2 separate regions of the Homo sapiens genome follow, and region 2 is linked to region 1. A link is a loop called in an ENCODE intact Hi-C map of the cell type or tissue named here. Cell type or tissue: heart right ventricle. All regions are shown on one strand. Each heading gives the region's core, and the rest is flanking DNA. Links, peaks and the distances in the headings are about the cores only. Region 1 overlaps RAF1 (Raf-1 proto-oncogene, serine/threonine kinase). Region 2 overlaps RAF1 (Raf-1 proto-oncogene, serine/threonine kinase).

Evidence for each region. Peaks named below come from ENCODE experiments on the same cell type or tissue, not always from the same donor. Only the 100,000 strongest peaks of a DNase experiment are listed, where the experiment ranks them.
Region 2: a loop joins it to region 1, with 2.0 times the contacts of the local background. A loop is called at or near these places in 27 of 110 quality-filtered maps.

Annotation. Positions count from the first base shown.
Region 1 is chr3:12,599,590-12,602,396 of GRCh38, reverse strand. It overlaps RAF1 (Raf-1 proto-oncogene, serine/threonine kinase), which reads left to right. Exons shown (of 17, transcript NM_002880.4): 8 at 1,982-2,009; 9 at 2,118-2,245; 10 at 2,589-2,706. Among named protein-coding and RNA genes, the nearest start is that of MKRN2, 44 kb to the right of the region's middle. In heart right ventricle, for the core only: a CTCF peak has its summit at 1,132 (motif pointing left); no DNase peak of the experiment used is centred there; H3K27ac peaks cover 44 bases.
Region 2 is chr3:12,653,627-12,656,433 of GRCh38, reverse strand. The region is part of intron 1 of RAF1 (Raf-1 proto-oncogene, serine/threonine kinase); the gene reads left to right. Among named protein-coding and RNA genes, the nearest start is that of RAF1, 9.1 kb to the left of the region's middle. In heart right ventricle, for the core only: no CTCF peak of the experiment used is centred there; no DNase peak of the experiment used is centred there; H3K27ac peaks cover 1,337 bases.

The DNA.
Region 1 (2,807 bases), core at 196-2,695:
TTTTTGAGTTTTTATTATAAAAGAATTAGCACAATTGTTGTGCCTAATCATTTTTTACTTTAGAAGCAGGGTAAATTTTGATTCCTGTTAATTTAATCACATATAAGTCAGCATTTTTAAAGTAGACTAATTGTTGCTTTATTCAAATTATTTGTGGGTCTCAAATTATTCATAGTTCTCTTGAGTATTTAGACTCCAGGAACAATAGGAAAATTCTTTCTAGAATAAATTGATCCAACTATAGAAATTAGCACAGAATAAAATATGGGATATTTAATTGATACAGGGAAGAAAATTACCATAACATTAAGGAAAATATTCTGCTACATAGGAATATAATTGTGGTTAATAAAAATAAATTGTGCTTTGCTTTAAAAACAAAGAACAGCTTAGTTGGATAATGAAATTACAGCTGCCGATTTCTATTGAAATCCACATTATTTTTTGCCAGTGTTTTGCCCACCTGGCAGTTATCCTGCTGTACTTAAAAACACACATTCCTGGACTTCTCACATTCCCCTCCAAAACATGCTCAGTCAATCGTGGGTCGGGGATTAGGGGTGGATCTTCATTCTTCTTTCCAGAGTCAGAATCACTCTCCAGGTAATTCTGAAGACTAGCTAGTTTTGGGAACCAGAACTAGGCTTTCTTGTTAAATTCCGAATTATGTTTTGGGAGCAGGGGAACAGCTTGGTTTGATTCTTTTTATCTAATTATATAATTAGATATATAATTTTATCTTTTTATATAATTGAGTGGGAGCATTCTAGTAATAGTTGTGTGGAACAAGTATCTTGTCTATACTGTAGTTACACAAAGAGAATATAGTAGGACTTCCCCCCAAAAAATGTCCTTTTTTAGGATATGGGGGCCAAGTGGTTTTATATTATTCTATTATACTGTTCTATTCCAAGCGATGAATTTTAGATTGGGGTTTAGGTCTCATAGAGCCCTCTGCAATTTAAACTATTTTCCAAACAGTTTCTAATAAATTCTAAAGATAGCCTTTGCTTTCTCCCATGAGGAGAATGTAACCGATTTCCAAATTTACCCATAAGGCAGTGTTTTGTGGTGAAAGAGCTGAGGGCTGAGATCCATATATGATGGTTTCTGGTTCTATTTCTGCCACCTACTGGTTCTGCCAAGTGACCCTGCCAAGTCTCTCTACCTGTTCAGATGTGTTTTCTTATATGTAAAATGTAGGTTTTGAACTTGGATTTGTGGTCTTTCCAGCTTTCTGTGATTTTAGGCTTGGATAAAGTATATAGGCTGCTTACCTTTTTCAAATCCAACTTCTAGTCAATTTAGCCTAACTCCTTGTGGAGTAAGAGTGAGCTTCCCCCAGAATCCACCTCCCCACCCTGGCTTTTTAAAAAAAGTTTTGAGCCTCAGTGGAACAAGAATCCCAATCTTTGGAAGGGTCTCAGCTGAGAGTAACTTTGCTAGCTTCCCTTGAAAGAGTATGTTTGTTGTGTACATTGCTTTCTTTTGAGAAAAAGAATGTGGTTTTCATTATATATGAAAAACTAATACCAGGCTTGGCACGGTGGCTCACGCCTGTAATCCCAGCACTTTGGGAGGCCGAGGCGAGAGGATCACCTCAGGTCAGGAGTTCAAGACGAGCCTGGCCAACATGGCGAAGCCCTGTCTCTACTAAAAATGCAAAAATTAGCCGGGCGTGCTGGTGCACACCTGTAATCCCAGCTACTCGGGAGACTGAGGCAGGAGAATTGCTTGAACCTGGGAGGTGGAATATTAAATCCTTCTAATATTTAATGAAAAATCAGCCTTGGAGATACTGGCCACTGATATTTGCTGAATTTAATCAAGGAACGTTGATTAGAGTATGTTTAGGATTTCTATGGTTTTTAGAGGTTTTTATAATCTATTTTGTTCTTGCACATCCTCCTCCTCTTTTTTCCCTCCCCCAGAGAAAATCTTTTGTGTGTAGGAGTTGACCAGCTTTCCTTTTCTGTTTCAGGATGCAATTCGAAGTCACAGCGAATCAGGTACTTTTCCATAGTCATTTAGCCAACAATAATGGGCTTTTTTTCTTTATGCGGTGTATCTTCTGTTGGCTTATCCTTGTGTGGCTTCTGTTTGTCTTGTCTATTAAGCCTCACCTTCAGCCCTGTCCAGTAGCCCCAACAATCTGAGCCCAACAGGCTGGTCACAGCCGAAAACCCCCGTGCCAGCACAAAGAGAGCGGGCACCAGTATCTGGGACCCAGGAGAAAAACAAAATTGTGAGTATAGACAACAGTACCTCCTGCCAATTAGGGTTCAGTAAGAAAAACCTCGTTGGAAATTAGAATACTTAAACTTATTTTGGGAGAAGATTCTAATAAAATACATTCAATGAAGGAGATTATAAATGTTACTGTCATTTTTGGCACACTTGCATCAGACAGTTTGCCAGTGCTATAACTAAAATGGTATTTCTCAAAAGACAAAAATTGGAAGTATGGTTAATATGTTTATCTTTAAAAGATATGGAAACAGATGACATGGGTTGATCCTTTGATGCCCTCATTATCAAAAGATTATTACCATTGCATGGAGTATAATAATGATCTCTACTTGTTTCAGAGGCCTCGTGGACAGAGAGATTCAAGCTATTATTGGGAAATAGAAGCCAGTGAAGTGATGCTGTCCACTCGGATTGGGTCAGGCTCTTTTGGAACTGTTTATAAGGGTAAATGGCACGGTAAGCTTGGGGCCCTCCCTTTACTAACTGCAGGGCTTTGGTGTGAAGTCAAGTTTCAGCCCAGGGGGCCAGGAGGAGGAGAGGACTGAGTGCTCCTGGGC
Region 2 (2,807 bases), core at 185-2,684, 54 kb before region 1:
GTTGCTTAAGCTTCTCCCTCTATTGGGCATTATATGTAGAGTGCTCTAGGTTCTGCCTGCTAGCTCCTTGATGACATTTGCCTGCTTTAGCAGGACACTGACTCTTCAGCTCAAGCAGCTGTTACCATGCTGGCTATTTCCTTTTGCATTCATAGGTTTTAGATATGGAAGAAAGTTATACCCAGAGAGAATGGGGGGATAAATGATAATCTTCTACCATTTTTGACCTTAGTCTGGTCCAGCATTATAGTGTGATTTTGAGAGGAGAGATTGTGATTTCCCTGGCTAGTATTATCTAGTATTGCCTGACAATGCAAAATGGACCCCTAGGCTGTCTTATGTAAGTTGGAAGGGGGCGGATTGGGGGTGGGGTGTGTGTGTGTGTATCTACAATCCAGTGACATTTAACAACATTCACAATGTCTTAAAACCATCGCCACTACTCGTTTCCAGAACCTTTTTGTTACCTCAAACAGAAACAGTACTCATTAAGCAAGAACTCCTCATTCCTCCCTATGCCCAGTTCCTCGTAACCCCTATTCTACTTTCTCTCTATGAATTTGCCTATTCCAGGTACCTCATGTAAGGGGAGTCATACACTATCTGGCCTTTTTTGTCTGGCTTATTTTACTTAGCACATTTTTGAGGTTTATCCATGTGGTGGTGGCATGTATCTGTATTTTATTCCTTTTTATGGCTGAATAATATTTCATTGTATGAATATATCATTTTGTTTATCTCCTCATCAGTGATGGACACTTGGATTATTTCCACCTTTTGGTTGTTGTAAATAATGCTGCAGTGAACATTGGTGTACAAATATCTGTTGGAGCCCCTGCTTTCAGTGCCTTAGGGTAATGCACAGGAGTAGAATTACTGGATCATATGGTAATTCTGTGTTTACTTTTTGAGGAACTGCCAAACTGTTTTGCACAGTGACTGCACCATTTTACATTTCCCACCAGCAAAGCACAAGGGTTCCAGTTTTGCCACATCTTTTCCAACACTTGTTATTTTTTCTTTTTTAATTTTTAAAGTAACAATCTTGGGCTGGGCACGGTGGCTCATGCCTGTAATCCCAGCACTTTGGGAGGCCGAGGCGGGCGGATCACCTGAGGTCAGGAGTTCGAGACCAGCCTGGCCAACATGGTGAAACCCCGTCTCTACTAAAAGTACAAAAAAAATTCGCTGGGCTTGTTGGCGCATGCCTGTAATCCCAGCTACTTGGGAGGTTGAGGCAGGAGAATCGCTTGAACTCGGGAGGCAGAGGTTGCAGTGAGCTGAGATTGCGCCATTGCACTCCACAAGAGTGAGACTTCGTCTCAAAAAATAAATAAATAAAATAACAACCCTAATGACTGTGAAGTGGTTGTAGGCTTTTTGCATTTTAAAAAATTATTATTTTTACTATTTTAGAGATGGCGGGGGGGGGGTCTCACTATGTTTACCAGGTTGGTCTCGAACTCCTGGCCTCCATTGATCCTCCCATTTTAGCCTCCTAAAGTACTGGGATTACAGGCTTGAGCCACTGCGCCCAGCCCTCCTTTTCTTCTTATTGCTACTTAGATGTAATGGGCAAACCAGAACCTTTGAATTTGGCTATATTTGGATCTGATGGGTTTTTTCCTCCCTCTTAAACTTGTGTATAATGTTGTTCAAAGGGATACATTATGTACACAATTAATGACATCTTTTTAAAAAGAACACTTTCTTTCATCCTTGTGAGGTGTAAGAAGAAAAATAAGCAAAAAAAAAAATGAATAAAGTTTTTCTATAAGTTGATACACACAGTTGTAGTTACTTTATACTCATACCCTTTTTTTGTGTTGTGAGTGACACAGTCTCACTCCATTGCCCAGGCTGGAGTGCAGTGGTGCGATCTCCACTCACCGTAGCCTTGACCTCCCAGGCACAAGCCATCTTCCCTCCTGAACCTGCTGAGTAGCTGGGACTACAGGTGTGTGCCACCACACTCAGCTAATTTTTGTATTTTTTGTAGAGATGGGGTTTTGCCATGTTGCCCAGGCTGATGTCGAAGTGCTGAGCTCAAGTGATTCTCCCGCCTTGGCCTCCCAAAATGCTGGGATTATAGGCATGAGCCACTGTGCCTGGCCTCTCATACTTTTTTATTCTATAATGTATTTAGGGCCAGCCTCTGTGGCTCATGCCTATAATCCCAGCACTTTGGGAGGCCAAGGAGGGAGGATTGCTTGAGGCCAGGAGTTCAAAACCAGCCTGGGCATCATAGTGAGACCCCATCTCTAAAACCAAAAAAACTAGTCAGGCATGTGGTATGCGCCTGTAGTCCCAGCTACTTGGTAGGCTGAGGAGAGAGGATTGTTTGAGTCCAGGAATTGGAGGCTGCAATAAGCTATGATTGTGCCATGGTGCTCTAGCCTGGGCAACAGAACAAGATGCTGTCTCTTGAAAAAAAAAAAAAAGAAAAAGAAAAGATGAATAGTCTGTCTGAAATGGCCGGCAGTCGCAGCTGCTGACCTGACCTGCATCTACTGTATAAGTCAAGTAGTTCAACTTTTTATTATAATGTCATGGCTTTTCTTTGCTTCTTGGGAGCGCTTCCAGCATCACTAGTGGTACTTCATATGGGACCCATGCTGTTATTCAAAGTTTATGGTATTGTACTGTACATGATGAAAAATACAGAAGACCCATGAGAGATGACTTTTTTTTTTTTGAGACATAGTCTTGCTCTGTCGCCCAGGCTGGAGTGCAATGGCATGATCTCAGCTCTCCTCTGCCTCCTGGGTTCAAGTGATTCTCCTGCCTCAGCCTCCCTAGTAGCTGGG